2 separate regions of the Homo sapiens genome follow, and region 2 is linked to region 1. The links are chromatin loops, found by intact Hi-C in ENCODE. Cell type or tissue: Calu3. All regions are shown on one strand. Each heading gives the region's core, and the rest is flanking DNA. Links, peaks and the distances in the headings are about the cores only.

What was found. Peaks named below come from ENCODE experiments on the same cell type or tissue, not always from the same donor. Only the 100,000 strongest peaks of a DNase experiment are listed, where the experiment ranks them.
Region 2: it touches region 1 in a loop (5-fold over the local background); 3 of 110 quality-filtered maps call a loop at or near these places.

Annotation. Positions count from the first base shown.
Region 1 is chrX:38,803,494-38,808,866 of GRCh38, forward strand. MID1IP1 (MID1 interacting protein 1) reads left to right here. Exons shown (of 3, transcript NM_021242.6): 2 at 1-920; 3 at 1,190-3,039. The coding sequence starts at 1,454. The coding sequence ends at 2,005. It overlaps MID1IP1-AS1 (MID1IP1 antisense RNA 1), which reads right to left and starts at 390. Exons shown (of 2, transcript NR_046706.1): 1 at 240-390. RefSeq lists an enhancer at 1-700 and a silencer at 503-722. In Calu3, for the core only: no CTCF peak of the experiment used is centred there; DNase peaks (open chromatin) are centred at 258, 618, 1,248 and 2,418.
Region 2 is chrX:39,015,043-39,020,415 of GRCh38, forward strand. LOC124905177 (a long non-coding RNA gene) reads left to right here. Exons shown (of 2, transcript XR_007068213.1): 2 at 4,187-4,580. Among named protein-coding and RNA genes, the nearest start is that of MID1IP1-AS1, 210 kb to the left of the region's middle. In Calu3, for the core only: a CTCF peak has its summit at 2,230 (motif pointing left); DNase peaks (open chromatin) are centred at 1,699 and 2,229.

The sequences.
Region 1 (5,373 bases), core at 249-5,248:
AGATCTCTTCAAAGAATCAGCAGATCTGATAGTGTGCCCCTCTTCATCCCCGGCAACCACTGTTAAAGGAAAGATTGGGAAAGATCCCACCCCGCCAGGAGGGAGGCAAAAGCCTCTGACGCTCCCCTCCCCCCATAGCTGACCAAGGCCAGGGCCACTGCGGGAGCACCGCGCGTCCACGTGCACCCAGCATGCCCGGTCACCCTTTATTACGTAAGAGTCCCAGGATGGAGTTGTACCTGCTGCCGGCCCCTCTTCCCCGACGGCTAATAATAAACCCGGGTTCCTGTTTCCCGGCCGCGGCCACTCCAGATTCGGGGCTGAGGGGCTCACTCTGCAACCAAGGCACGTGCATTCTGGTCATCCCACGCGGGGAGCGCGCGCAAGGCCCGCCCAGCCCCCACATGCCAGCCCCACCCTCCAGTCGGTCCGGACGCCGACGCCTTTTTGACCCTCGCTGTGCCCGGCCCTCCTCATCTGGCCTGCCCAGGGCTTGGTGCTGGCGGGGTCCAGCTGCTCCAATCCCTCCTCCTCTGCTCTGCCCTGCCCTGCCCTGGCCTGCCCCGGCGCCCTCCCTCAGCCCGGGTATCAGGCGAGAGGCGGAGCTGGCCCGGCGCGCCCCGCCCCCGCTGTAGAAAGGGCCGGGCGAGTGTTACTCGCGGTCATCCCGGCCTGGGCCTTTTATCTCGGTGCTGCCGGGGGAGGCGGGAGGAGGAGACACCAGGGGTGGCCCTGAGCGCCGGCGACACCTTTCCTGGACTATAAATTGAGCACCTGGGATGGGTAGGGGGCCAACGCAGTCACCGCCGTCCGCAGTCACAGTCCAGCCACTGACCGCAGCAGCGCCCTTGCGTAGCAGCCGCTTGCAGCGAGAACACTGAATTGCCAACGAGCAGGAGAGTCTCAAGGCGCAAGAGGAGGTGGGTGCCCACGCCCCATCGCTGCCCCGGCCAGCTTGGTTGCTTGAGCTCAGGCTTTTCGGAGGGAGAAGTTGTGGTGGTGGGGGGACACCCTTCTCCCCGCGGCCGTAGGTGGGCGAGGAGGTGGGACTGCCCAGCCGCGGGGAGCCACCCAGGCGCCGTCCCGGACGAGCTGTAGCCAGAGAAGGGGGTGCGCGCGGGCAAGGGCGCCAGGCCCCCTAGCAGGGTGAATAATCTAATCTGTTCTTTCGTCTCCGTGTATCAAACAGGCCAGGGCTCGACCCACAGAGCACCCTCAGCCATCGCGAGTTTCCGGGCGCCAAAGCCAGGAGAAGCCGCCCATCCCGCAGGGCCGGTCTGCCAGCGAGACGAGAGTTGGCGAGGGCGGAGGAGTGCCGGGAATCCCGCCACACCGGCTATAGCCAGGCCCCCAGCGCGGGCCTTGGAGAGCGCGTGAAGGCGGGCATCCCCTTGACCCGGCCGACCATCCCCGTGCCCCTGCGTCCCTGCGCTCCAACGTCCGCGCGGCCACCATGATGCAAATCTGCGACACCTACAACCAGAAGCACTCGCTCTTTAACGCCATGAATCGCTTCATTGGCGCCGTGAACAACATGGACCAGACGGTGATGGTGCCCAGCTTGCTGCGCGACGTGCCCCTGGCTGACCCCGGGTTAGACAACGATGTTGGCGTGGAGGTAGGCGGCAGTGGCGGCTGCCTGGAGGAGCGCACGCCCCCAGTCCCCGACTCGGGAAGCGCCAATGGCAGCTTTTTCGCGCCCTCTCGGGACATGTACAGCCACTACGTGCTTCTCAAGTCCATCCGCAACGACATCGAGTGGGGGGTCCTGCACCAGCCGCCTCCACCGGCTGGGAGCGAGGAGGGCAGTGCCTGGAAGTCCAAGGACATCCTGGTGGACCTGGGCCACTTGGAGGGTGCGGACGCCGGCGAAGAAGACCTGGAACAGCAGTTCCACTACCACCTGCGCGGGCTGCACACTGTGCTCTCGAAACTCACGCGCAAAGCCAACATCCTCACTAACAGATACAAGCAGGAGATCGGCTTCGGCAATTGGGGCCACTGAGGCGTGGCGCCCGTGGCTGCCCAGCACCTTCTTCGACCCATCTCACCCTCTCTCATTCCTCAAAGCTTTTTTTTTTTTTCCTGGCTGGGGGGCGGGAAGGGCAGACTGCAAACTGGGGGGCTGCGTACGTGCAGGAGGCGCGGTGGGGCTGCGTGGAGGAGGGGGCCACGTGTGAGAGAGAAGAAAATGGTGGCCGGAGATGGGAGGGCCCAAGGAACCTCCTGGGAGGGGGCCTGCATTCTATGTTGGTGGGAATGGGACTGGGCTGACGCCCTGCATTCAGCCTGTGCCTTTCCTGGGGTTTCTTTTCTGTTCTTTTCGGAGGAGAGGGCCCGAGAAGGGGCCATACCAGGGCGCGGCGCTGGGTTGCCACACTTGGGAAAGCAGCCCGGAGCTGGGTGCTGGGGAAGGCGGGGCGCGTAGCCTCCCGCCGCCCTGCGGTTGGGCCGGTGGAGGCCCAGGCGTTGCTAGGATTGCATCAGTTTTCCTGTTTGCACTATTTCTTTTTGTAACATTGGCCCTGTGTGAAGTATTTCGAATCTCCTCCTTGCTCTGAAACTTCAGCGATTCCATTGTGATAAGCGCACAAACAGCACTGTCTGTCGGTAATCGGTACTACTTTATTAATGATTTTCTGTTACACTGTATAGTAGTCCTATGGCACCCCCACCCCATCCCTTTCGTGCCACTCCCGTCCCCACCCCCACCCCAGTGTGTATAAGCTGGCATTTCGCCAGCTTGTACGTAGCTTGCCACTCAGTGAAAATAATAACATTATTATGAGAAAGTGGACTTAACCGAAATGGAACCAACTGACATTCTATCGTGTTGTACATAGAATGATGAAGGGTTCCACTGTTGTTGTATGTCTTAAATTTATTTAAAACTTTTTTTAATCCAGATGTAGACTATATTCTAAAAAATAAAAAAGCAAATGTGTCAACTAAATTGGACAAGCGTCTGGTCCTCATTAATCTGCCAATGAATGGTTTCGTCATTAAATAAAAATCAATTTAATTGATTTACTAGCAAAAGTAAATTTTGTGTTCTCTCTGGTATTTCATGGTGGTGGATATTCATCTGTGCAAGTATTTAGCTTTGTTTGGGAACTAGGTACTGACAAAATTTACTTCCAAACTTTATTTCTAATTCAGTACCAAGATAAGACCATACATCTCAACAAAAAGTTCAGAAATATTTAAAATATTTGGGAAGGTACATATATTGTATCTTTCAACCAATTTGGCTAACTTATTGGAGTGCGTAATTAACATTTTGAATTTTTTAAGAAGCTCAAGCACAAGCTAAAGTGTTTTGAGGCATAAAAACAAGGCTGAAATTTCACTTGGTTACTGAGAAGTGAAAATTAGAAGGGAAGACCAGCTAATCCTAGTGCACACACCTTACAGGTTTTTATGTTTATCTGAGTAGACATTTAAATGCATTACAACATGATCGATGACTTCTTTCACTAGTTCCAAAAAGGGCTAAGCTTTGTTGAGCGGCGTCCAGTAATGCTTCCAGTTTTTCAGTGAGCCAGTCTGCAATTGTGGACAGCAGTTCTGATCAAGGCTGCTGTGGAGCCCTTGGGAATGCTTAGGTGCCATTATGATGCTCTGCTGGGATGGTGGGAAAGGTAAAAGAATGTGCTCTGCATATTCTTTATTTCATTATTTGTTTTGGGGTATAAATGTCAGATCAACTTGTTGAAGTCATGAGGCATTCTCTAAGCTCGTAGGGCTTGAATTTAAAATACATATAAGTTAGCGGTCTTAAAAAACAAGCAAAATGTTTTGTGGTGCTGGCGGGCAGGGGCAGTTCAAGTCTATCAGCTTTTAGCAGCAGTGAAAAAAAATGTGGAAGTGTCAAGATGGGTGCTTGCCAGTTGCCAGAGAAAGTTAATCTTTAATTTGTATAAAGATAAGCTAGGCAGCACCAAAAGTAAGGCATACAGCCTCTTGTCTCGTGTCCCCTTTAAAATATCAAAGTGCAAGCAAAAAATAAAGGAAACTGAAAAAAAGAAAAAAGCTGCATGGTAGAAACACAAAGACTTTCAAAGACTTTGGAGCCAGAAACTGTGCAAATCCTCTTGCTACTAATTGTGTGCATTTAACTTCATGCCTGTTGCCACATTAGTAATCAGGCATAAAAATAACTACACTGCTTCATGGAGTTGCAGTGAGAATTAAATGAGATTATATATAAAGTGTTTGAGGCTTAAAATTTTCTTTAGGCACTGCTGAAATGCTTTACAAGTTTCTCTCTTTTTTGATGTTTACAGTGATTACATTTATCTAAGCAACTTTCATACATGTTCAGTTTTAACATATTGACTACTCTGACAAATATGCTTAAAAAAAGCAATAACATTATAGAGTTAATGCAGAGTCCTAAGGATAGTCTAGTAGCCACTAAGTTTTTTCTTAAGTCTTCACTTTAGATGCTGTTATTTCTAGCACAAGCAAGCAGAGTCTTTCATATGCTTACACCCTGGAGTCTTTGGTTGCTACCATTATCAGCTGGCTTGCAAACCAGAAGCCAACCATTTTAGGAATGCTTTAAGTGAACAACATGCAAACCCCAGGGATGGAAAAAACCCTAAGAATGCCCAATTATGAGCATTTACAACCATCACAACTGTGGCTGAAGACTATGCCCTTCTGAAATGAGATCTTAAAGCAGTATAGTTTGAAACAAAAGGTTTTAGCAAAAAAATGACATATGCACAATTTCTCCACCACTTTGTGTGAGTCAACCATTTAGTTAACTTTTCCACTTGAAAAAATGCAATAGAAAACCGGACACCATGTTTCACTATCTCAGTTAATATTCACAATTACAGTGGCTACAACTCGGAAACGGCATCACCAATGCTGCCCAGAGTCACTTTATATTGAAATTAAGTTCTTTACACCAATTAAATGGTTGTTTACAACCACTGGCTAGTGTACACAGGAAATAAAATTTCTAGATTGGGGGGGGAAACAAATGCTGCTCCAATCATCTCCTCTGCTGCTTCTGTTCCTCAATTCATGCTTAAAAACCTTTCATGTTACTCTTGGTTTTGTCCGTTTGCTTGCCTGTGGGGGTTTGGGCCTGCTGACCTGCACATTTCTCTCTTAAACTAAATGTTGTTTCGTGTCTCCATTTCTGCCCCCACCCTACATTCTTCGTGAATATATGAGGCTTAGGACAATATGTCCATTTTAAGGAAAAGCATAATTTTAATTACATACGTGAAGCAACAAGTAAATTATTTCCTTTCTCAAAGCCATGAAGGAGAACTTGACTTAAAACCAAAAATAAATAAATAAATAAAAATTAAAAAATCACAGTTTGGGCAAGTGATAGCAAGAACTTTGGGGACA
Region 2 (5,373 bases), core at 285-5,284, 210 kb after region 1:
AAGATGCTAGAGTCATTCTAGCCAGTGGAGACTCCCAAAGCTGCAATAGTATTGGGGCTGTCTTGGTACCTCAGCACACAATGCAGGTAGACCTGGTACAGCATGCTTTCCTAGCTGGCTGTCAGATGAGTGAGAAAATAAGCTGCTCCCTGTATGATGGATACCCCAAACAGTTTTCTTTAGGCCAACCCCTAGATGTCACAGGCAAGGAAACTGAGGTTTGATGTCAAAGTCACTGTGGTGGCTTTGTACTGTAGTAGCTAAGCTGGAACTGTGTTTCCCAGAATTCCTTTCTTTTTTATCTCCGGTTGGAGTTGGCCAGAAGAGAAATTTGTGTGCAATTTGTGGGTGGAAGTGAAGCAGCAGTCATGCCTATGCTCTGACTGTCAGGAGAAGGGCTAGTGGGCACTGTTGCAGCTCACAGGTGTCATCACTGATCTGAAGGCTTACCTTGCTGATGTGGGTGACAGCCAGGCCTGCAACCCCTTCAGTCCCATCCAGGCCTCCTACCTTGGCTTTCTGGGGTCCCAAGGCTGGGCGTGTGTGCAACTATATTGGTAAAGGGCACCGGCCTAGCCTGCAGGTCACCTGCATCAGTAAAGTTGAAGATGGTGAGAAACTGATGGGGTTTTCATCTGTCCAGGGTGGGTTCTAGTTTGTCCATGTTCTCCCCCACTTCATGTGCATCTCTCCTTCCTGACAGCCAACTCTACTGTGTTCAGGATCAAAGCTAGATGCAGAGCAGCAGACCTACATAGACTGCTTAATCAGATTCTACACCTGTGGAAGGTTCAGTCCCTATCATAAGGCCCTCATTCTAGAGCCTCATGGTGGTTTCTGCTTCTCTGACTGAACCTTAACTGATACAATCACACAGCCTTGCAGTGGAACCCAGGTGCCCCAGGCTTCCAGGACAACAGGCTTCCTGCTTCCAGTGTCACCTCTGCTTAGAGGCTCTGTCTGCACGGCACATTGCTGGTGTTGATAAATGCTGGAAAGCAAATGAGGAGGTTCTGGCCAAAGAAATCTTCTGGGTGCTCAGCCACAAACTTGTCATCAAAATGCCTGGGTCACCCCCTCAAGCCCCGTCTCACATTGCGCAGGGTAGACACTGCTTGCATTACTCTTTGTGTCAGGGCATTTGGGTACGTAAGTATGACAGAGATCGAATCAATCCTAGATGCTTGAGCCAGAGATTCTGAGCAAAATCAGATGAGTCCAAGATGCAGTTCATTTTCTCCATTGGTTACTCCACTTTCTTGTGGGAAAAGGTGGTGGGGGAGGGTCAGGCAAACTTTCATTCAATCACTCTGTGTATGGTGAGATTGGAGAAGAAAGAGGGTGTTGTCTCTGCAGTAAGCCTGAGGGAGTTGGTGAGGGACACCTTAAGTCACCCTCTCTCTTTCTGCGTGTCTCCATCTCCAAGATGCACTATGAGGAGCCCTGCTCAGAAGATGGTGGCAGGGGATTGTGTGGGAGACCCCATGGTCTTAGGTACCCAGCACTTCAAAGCAGGGAGAATTCAGCATCTCTCAGTCCTCTCACAGCATTCCAAGATTGCTGCTTGAGGTCTGAAGACTGATTTGTCTTTACAGCCACCCTCATTGAAATGCAGGTGAGCTAAGGACTCAGAGGGGTGGGGCATTACTCCTAGTTGGTTATTAATTAAACGAGACTGTATCTGAGACTAGGTGTTAGTTAATGGAGAACTAAGGAGTCCTATGAACCCTGCGAGGTGGCTACTGAGATCCCCGCCTGGCAGAGCAGGCTGATGGAGCAGTGAGGGCACCAGCTATAATGTTCTGTGATTCTCTACCACACTTAGGACCTGCAGAGACACACAGCCTCTCCACTTCAGCTCCACTGGCTCCCATGGTACACTTTGGCTCTACCAGGCATGCTCTTGCCTTAAGACATTTGTGCTCACTGTCCTCTCTACCTGGGTCCCTCTTACCCTAGAGAGCCTTCTGGCAGGCTTCATTCTCTCATTTCTTCACATCTTTGCTCTAAAGTAACTTCACCTTCAGGAACTTTTGCCTGACCACCCTACTACAAATTGCAACCCTCCCCACTCTCCATGCTAATGTAGTTTTACTATAGTGGGCATTGCCGTCTACCTTCCTACATAACTTACTAATGAGAGGGTAAGTGTCACTGGGGCAGAGATTTGCTTTATATGTACTCTGGTGTATCCAAGTGGTGGCACCTAGCGGGCACTCATTGTGGCCTTTGCCTTTCTTCACTCCACAGGACACCATTGGCACTGCATTCCCTGTTGAATGACGCCCCCTGGAACACAGCTTTATAGACTTCAATGTGAATAGTGCCCCCTAGAATTGTTCAAGTTGGCAGTACAGAGCCTAATATTTGTTGAAAAGAGGCCACAGGCGATCTACTCTCTCTGCTCATCTTCCTGATCCAGTGGCCTCTGAAATCCTTCTGGCGGCTTCTAATTGTAAACCTTCTCATACTTGAAACCTTCCCTGTGTCAGGATGAGGAAGCTCGTATGAAGAGTGGGCTGATTCCATTTGTTTGCAGTTTATGATCAAATTTGGACATCTTATTTCGAAGCGATATAAGAAAGGCACTTGATAAGCTGTCTGCAGCAGTTTCTCCTAAGGGGTCTGCCAAAAACGGTGTGGGATTTCAGGGTCTGGTTTTCTTTGCCTTCTCCAGGTAAGCTTGTTTATAAAGAGGAAACATTTGTGCCGCTCAGCAGATTTGAGAGACCCGGTGGGAATTGCTGTTTATTTGTCTTTTGATCACAAAGCCTGGGGTTTGGCTCCAAGGCTGAAGGTCTCGAGGCCTCTTTATCTCCTCCCCTTGAGACTTTAATCTCTCCTCTGACATTCCTTTGGCCCGTGAGGTGGCTGGGGAGTTGAAGGAGGGGGAGTACTGCAGGTGGACAAAGATTCCCTGGCCTCATCAGAGTATCTGTCCTTAGTCTGACCTCCCACCAGGGACTGTGGTTCTTTCTGAGATCGGCTCCGGAGCCTAACCTCCCCCTCCCCTTTGTCCTACAAACAACCAAAAGGAAGAAACAACAAAGCCACCCACCCTCCCCCAAACCCCAGGCAACATTTATTTTGGGGAGCGAATCTTTTGTATTTGAAGCCACATCTTATCACTTGCCTTTTATGGAATCCAAGAGGCGAAGTGAGGTGAAGGGTCGTGGCATTCAATTCGCTCATTTTATAGATGATGATACAGCAGTCCTCAGGGCTTCTGGGGCCTGCCCAAATGGAGAGGGGCAGCCTCTCCATAAAGGTGGCTGGGCCAGTCCCCTGGTTGTGTGCCCCCCCCAGGTGGTTTTCAGGGCGCCCCACAGCCCTATGCAATGTGAGCTGCCCATGACTGGCCTTAAACCCCTGTGAGCAGAGACAATTTTCTTTGAATCAGCATGCACACCACACAGCGTTCCCCATGGGGGACATATTGAGAAAATGAAATTCAAATCACCCCTCTGGTATGGTTTTCACTCCCTTTCCTGATAACACACAGAGAGAAGCCAATTTTGTGGGTGAGCAGGTGGGTTTTTATAGGGCCAGGCAGTAAAACCTATGAAGGCCACCCAGGTCCTTCTCCTGTCCCTAGGTGCTTCTGACAGGAGCCACAGAGAGCAGCCTAGGGCTGGGGACACAGATGAGCCTCCAGCCAGGACTTTGCTCCCTGACTCGGGGCTCACTTCCTCAAGTAGCTGAACATTTTAGGGTATATGGCTACACCCATGTCCCACTCTCTTACTTGGCACTAGGCTGAATGAACACCTGGTATTCAGTGACCTCGAGACACTGTGAACCCACTTCGAACTTACTTCCTCAAGTCATTCAGCTACACAGTAGATTGCATGCAGTCTGTCTTTAAAAAATAAATAAAAAGTCCTTAGTTTGGTGAAGTCATTTTACTCGCGCAGAAAAAAATGTAAAGGTAACCATGAAATTACAAGAACAAACCTTTGTGCTCCCTGGGGCTCTTGGAAAAAGAGGGCAGGCAGGGCTTGTGTGCACAAGGCAGGAGCTGTTTGTGCAGAAATGGAAATGCTCCCCCATCTTTCCTTCCACGCTAAGTCGCTTCATTATATTTTCAGGCGAGCAAGTCATGGGTTCCTGGTGCGCGGTGCTGTCTTTTTCAATTAATGCTTTTCACAGAAGTTCAGGTTTTAAACATCTCCCCCTCTCTTCCCAGGTCTGTTACATTTCCCAGAATGGTTCCCAGTGCTGGAGATAATTCCTTTTCGGAGAACCTACATTTCTCACCTGCTGATTGCAATTAGCCACTACCAGCTGGGGCCTGGTGTGCAGCTGAAAAGCTAACAAGAAGTGGAGACCACGCGGAACTCAGACAGGGCATAGGATGTGCATAAATAAGCAACGGTGCCTGTGTTTATGAGATGCTCCTGTGAATTCGAGGCTTCCCCACCCTCTGCATAACTCTCCCTCTTCTGGCTTTGTGCTGCACACCCCTCCCCTAACTATATTTTTTGTCTCTGGTTTTGTAGCCTACGTTTAACATCACAGTCACGAATTTACCACTAAGTACATTTTGTTAGGCAATAAACAGCCTTGGAAGAAAAATGAAATCCGACTAGGACTTCTGTTCTAATAATGTCTGTGAGCTGTGGTGGATTCAGGCAGGCCCCACATGCAGGTCTTAGAGCTAACCTTGACCATGAGGGCTAGTGGGGCTGGGAGAGGGCTCAGGGACCCCAATTCAACTCCCTTATTTTATGGGGGAGGATACTGAATCCCAGAACGGGAGCATGGCCTGTCCAAAGTCTTAAAGGAAGTCACAGGACTGGATGAAGCCCATGTCTCCCAAACCCCAGCTTAGGTCTTTAAACACTGAACTGCTTTGCTTTCAAACATCATGGGCAGCAGATTGATAGTTTGTGAGGAAAGCACCAAGGAGACTTCTGAGTGCTGGAAGGCAGTTTCTGTTGGACAATGTGGTCTCCAACCCAAGGCAATCTTTCTTTCCTTCCTCATGGGCCAGGCATGCCCCCTGTGCCAACGTTGTAACCTTTTCATTCAGAGTTGATACCCATGTTTCCGTAGCTCACAGCTGCTGAACCCAAATCCCTACTTGCCCCCTAAGGTGAGTGCTCTCGACCTTTAGAGTTGTCTTGGGTTTTTGCTGCAGGGAACAGCAGAGAACAGACACACAAACAGGGGGAAGTTAGCAGCTGTCCCTGCCTGGTAGCTCTGTGGTGTAAACGGAGGGAGGCCAGCCTCATGAGGTCTGTGGCTTCTGGTGCAATCATATTTGCTGGCTGGGGATGAGCTGGATTTTTTCTAGCCCTCTCCACTCAGAGGGTCAGCCATTCCATACCCAACTCAACTTCCATCAGGAGAGGCCATCTTGTAGGATTTAGG